Linked DNA regions of Mus musculus: region 1 is linked to region 2. Evidence: chromatin loops called from intact Hi-C (ENCODE). Cell type or tissue: left cerebral cortex. All regions are shown on one strand.

What was found. Peaks named below come from ENCODE experiments on the same cell type or tissue, not always from the same donor. Only the 100,000 strongest peaks of a DNase experiment are listed, where the experiment ranks them.
Region 1: a loop joins it to region 2, with 2.6 times the contacts of the local background. A loop is called at or near these places in 15 of 42 quality-filtered maps.

The regions. Positions count from the first base shown.
Region 1 is chrX:12,064,861-12,067,360 of GRCm38, reverse strand. All of the region lies in intron 1 of Bcor (BCL6 interacting corepressor), which reads left to right. Among named protein-coding and RNA genes, the nearest start is that of Bcor, 14 kb to the left of the region's middle. In left cerebral cortex, no CTCF peak of the experiment used is centred here; DNase peaks (open chromatin) are centred at 802, 900 and 1,294.
Region 2 is chrX:11,997,911-12,000,410 of GRCm38, reverse strand. No RefSeq gene overlaps it. Among named protein-coding and RNA genes, the nearest start is that of Gm34301, 3.0 kb to the left of the region's middle. In left cerebral cortex, CTCF peaks have their summits at 191 and 1,217; DNase peaks (open chromatin) are centred at 374, 1,250 and 1,804; H3K4me3 peaks cover 643 bases.

The DNA.
Region 1 (2,500 bases), 67 kb before region 2:
CTTGCTTCCAAATTCACCCCAGTGCGCTTTGGATGCAGATATAGTTCACTGACTAGTTTATCTGGCGCAGCCTGAGGTAATCGGAAAGAACAAAAGGCAGGGAAGGGAGTCTCTGGCCATTCCTGTAGAAGGGAGGGGGAAATAGCCATCCCTGTCCTTGGGTTGGGAGCGGTGGTAAATCTGATCCCCATAGCTGGGATTCTGCCTCGGGTAGAGGATGGATGCCCAGCAACCCACTTTTAGTAGACTCTTGGGGTCTGCCCTACCCAGGGCTCCGTGCCTGTCCTATTTTACAGTATACCACCACACTCAGCTCTCAGCTTAGGGGAGAGTCCAGAGGTACAGTCTGACCGAAGGAAGCTCAAAGTGAAGGTAGGGTTTGCAGTCCTAACTCTACCGGTAAGCTCGGGAGCATGTCCCTTGAGGGCTCAAATTCCGCCTGAACCCACTCAAAAGTTTATTTTTGTTTGAAATTTGATGATGAAGACCAAAGGAGTAGTGAAGGCTCCCGCAGCGGAACTCTGGAAGTTCCCGTGAGAACGCAGGGTTCCAGGGGTTAACTAGGGTCTTTGGGGAGGGTGGCTGCCCAAGGGGAGAACTGGCAGTTTCTGGAAGGCCTGAGGGGGTTTCTGGCCAGGTCTGCTACCTCTCCCTGCTGGGACCTTGGCAGGGAGCTGTAAGGAGGGGCAGAAGGGGCTAGTGAGCTCTGAGCAGGGAGCGAGTGCTGGGAAAGACAATCCCTTTGTTGCAGACTCCTCACATCAGGCTCTGCAGAGGCATGGAGAGGGGGCCGCCCCTCCTCCTTTCTCCCTCCGCTGCCACTGAGGGTCAAGTTTATTCCCTATCCCGATGGCTCTCTGCCGTGACCCTGGAGCTTCAGGAAGAAACTAGAAAGGTTCTGTATGCTGGGAAGGTCAGGTCTGTGTGAGCATGGCCATCGTCCGTCTCCTCCGCGCCTGCTCCCTGACTTTAGTCTTTTACTAATGTAAAATTTGGGGTTGTGGGTGGCGACACCCACAGAGCCAGTGGTTGTGGTTTGGAGTGTGCACCTGGGCAGCCTGGCTCACACACCTCTAACCCCACACCTCAGATAGATGCTAAATGGCTCAGGACCTGGGAGCAATTTGAGGGTCCCTTGCTCATCTGGGAAAGCAGCCCAGGAGGACCCGCCCTGCATTGCATATCCGGGAAAGCATTTTCTTTTCATTTCCCACCCCCACATAGGCCCTCCCCCCAACATTCTAAAATAGGAACGTCTTTCCCCTCCCTTCCTTGACACCCAGAGCGTGGTGCTGCTGTGACTCAGTCTGCTTTTGGAGCAACCCCAGGAAGGGCTGGCGCTAGCTTTGGGCTTGGGTGAAATCCACATCAGTTGTGTTTTCCCCCTCCTGGTCTGGCCCCTCTGTATCTCCCTCGTCAGCTCCCCACCCATGATAGATAGGAGACCGCATCACCATTCTGAACAGCGTGTTTAGTGGAGTCAGATGCTGTTGGATGGGGTTAACGGGCTCCAGCGATTGCCAGGCAAAACTCAAGTCCAGAGTGCAGCCAAAGTCTCTAGAAAACACAGGGCCAAATATTTACAGAGGGGGACCAAGGTTGGAGAGATTCAGCCACCTGCCCAGGGACACAGGGTGGGTGAGGGTGAGAGCCAAAGAGAATGGACACTGACTGGGACCAGGCTACCCATGTGCCACCTAAGCTTCCTATTGTGGGTGCAGTGCTACAGATGGACCTGTTCAATCTTTGGCTGCTGCCCACATAACTGCCCGTAGGGTGGTGGCCAGAAGGGCCTAGGGAAAGAACTTAATCCCAAAGAAGGGACTGCCAGTGTTTGAGAGGTTTCATCTCTTCCTAGTCTCTGGAAGCAATATTTTTCCTATTGTGGGTGCAGGGGTCACCGGTGGCAGTGGAAGATGATCTGCCACTATGGGGTGGCAGTGGGGACAACAGACAGTTGAGCCTAGTGTTGCTACTGCCTTCACTGCCTCCTCCCCGTTGTCTGCAGGGGGAGATCTTAAATGTCCTTAAAGAAGAAACAAGTAAGTGGGCTGCGGTGGCATATGACTTTAAGCCCAGCAGAGACACATCCATCTCTTGAGTTCCAGGCTAGCCACGACAGAAAGACCTTGCCTTTTAGAAAAGGAAAGAGTATGCTCTTCTGCATCTCTATGTGCTGTCTTGGCAGGGATCGACTAAACGGTGTTAGTAGGTACACCTTGGGGGTCACCTGATGTCTTTTCAGAACATGAAGCAATTGGGCTCCTTTTTAGAGATGCCTGGGTTGGAGGGACAGCACCTAATCTTGGTCCTGCTCAAACCAAGCATGGGTACTCTAGCCACTCTTTGGCTCAGGAGCAAATGATTGTTCACCAAGTCTGTTCAGGTGAGTCCTCCGGCTCTCCGTTAAACACAGTAAGTTCTAAGGACTGCAGCCACATACCAATGCATGCTTGCCACATAGAGGTTCCCCCAGACCTCGGTTCCAGCAGGCAGATAC
Region 2 (2,500 bases):
GGAAGTCTGTCTCGCTCGGCTCCCACAGTGGCCCAAGTTCTGGGGGGGGGGGGGCTTCTTTTGCGTCCTATTTCTTTTCGTCAGTGCCCCTCCAGCGGCCGGAAATGTTTCTTTTCCCAGACCCTTCTTCCCAGAAGCAACTCCTTTTCCCTACCCTGATCGCTTTCCATCCTTCCAGCTAGGAGACATCCATCCCCGCCCCACAAGAGGCGCTGCCTTCAGGCTAAATTTACTGCCGCGCCAGGTTTAAGCCTTAGGCGTTGTAGACCTGGCGTTGGAATGGCGGAAGCTTGAGACAGAGCCCTATTCATTTGTAAAGGATGGCTGAGGGATTCGCTTGGTTAGCAACCCCTCGCTCCCACTGTCCTCCCTTCAGGCCTAGCTCGTGGCTTCTGCGCACCTTGTTTTGCAGGAAGCGTGCCAGAACTCCGACAGGCCTTAGCCTCGGGTTTGTGTGTGGTGGTGGAGATCTGACTAATGTCACCACAGTTGTGGCCTTGTGGCAATAATGATTTCCACCAGGATATTGTGCCAAGCATGTCACCTACTACCCATATGTATCTCTTCCCAGTCCAAGCAGCCACCCTTAGATGGGCGTCATTTCTTCCACTTTGCAGATGTAACATCCAAGGTTAAGAAACTCGCTTCAAATCACGCAGCTAGGTGGAAATAAAGCCTTAATCCAAAACCCGAGTTTTCATTCACAGCTTCAAAGACACCTTCCGGAATTGTAGAAGCCATAGGGGGCGGGAGGGGGGGACTGTTAATTTGGTGCCGAGGACGCCTGCCTGGCAGACTAAAGCCCTCTGAGGTTTCGGGCTAGAGATTTAATCGTGCTCTGGGACTAGGAAAGGACACACGGGTCAGGGGGGCACCCGGATTACTGGCACCCGTGAGATTGGAGAGGAGTGGGGGTTGCTGCGTTGGTTGGGGCTGGGGCTTTGCAAAGCCTCGGGGAAGGGTTTGGCGGCCCTTTCACCATCGGCAAAATCGCTCCCCAGGCTGGTGGTGGGGAGGACGACGGCCTCGCCCCAGCGATCTGGGCGGCTCACGGAGAGCCAGAAGCCTAGGGAAGTCCCCAGAGGCCGCCGGCCGCCGCCGCGTTTCCGCGGCGCCCTCGCTAAGATGGAGCAAGCAGTTGTGCGGAGGAGGGAGGGGAGCCGGAGAGGGATGCGCGGGCGAGCTGGTAACCGTCTGCAGCGAGGAGTGTAATTGCCCCTGTGACCGCGGGCGGCGAGGGCGGGGCGCTCTCCCAGCCTCCTCCCTCCCACTCCGCCGCAGGCGCGGAGCTGGCCGCCTTTGGCTGAGACGCGAAGCACCTAAGGGGCTTGGCCCTGTACCGCCTAGCGAGGCCAGCTCGTCCGCGCTCCGGTCCCGCGCACACATCAAGTCCCTAAGATCCCAGGCCGGAGCAGGCCACAGCTTCCCTCTCCTTCAGGGTACGCCTTGCCCAGGCCAGGGGCTGACGATCAGATTACACTGGGTGACCCTGCCTGTCCATTCCCTAGAAGGGAAGCAGCAGCTTTCACGGTCTTGCATTTCACCCCCATCCCCCACCCTCCCACCCCACCCCCCAAAACAAAACAAAACAAAAAACTGAGGGCTAAGGCTGCTCTGCTCGACAATAGGAGAAGAGGAGAGATGGGACCTCAGAACAGAGCGCCCACAGCCCTTAGCGTGTACACTTTGCCTTTTGATGAATTCCTGGCCCTGGGCCCCCGCCAGAGGTGGAGAAAGGGGCCCCATAACCAGCCAGAGTTTGTAACTCTGTGTGGTTTCTGGTTTTTTACTGCTCGTTTGAAATTGTTCCATAGGAAAATGTCTGCCAAGGAGGCCTGAAAGGCCTGGAGCCCCGCTCCACCACCCGGGTGCCAATGTGCCAGCAGTGAGTGTGCACGAGTGGACTCGCGCCTGCGGGCCCCGGGAGGGTTGGAGGGAACATTTTACCCTGCAGCAGCGCTGTGAGCACGACATGCAACCTTGAACCTGGTACCCACGGGTCCCCTGTGCTGCGGCCTTGGCCCAGACTAGCACCCCAGTGCGCCTCTCATGCCTTCCTTCTGCCCCCAAGGCAGGCACTGTTAACCCAGGCAGGTGACAGCGCTCTGGCGCCCATCGTGCCGTGGTCTTTATACCTCGTGAGTTCAACACTAATGAGTTATGGGTTGGCCCACGAAAACATAATGTGTAAATTAGGAATTTAATGATGTGTAAGATTAAAAGCTGCGCAGGGTTGCATTTATTTAAGGCTGCCATCTTGTGTTCGCAGAGAAATTACTTGAACGACATTGACCTCCTTCGCCCATGTGATTGGGATTGGTGTGAGGGCTGGGTGGGGTCTGGGAGGGTCCCATGTGTTGGGACTTGAGTCCTCTTGGGCTCTTGCAGGGCCAGGTTGTGCTCTGGGGAGGCAGAGGGCTCACTTTGTGTGAACCCCTTGGTTGGAAGCCTGCCCAAGGCCAGATAAAGCCCCTGGTCTTTTCCTAGGTCCCAGGTTCGC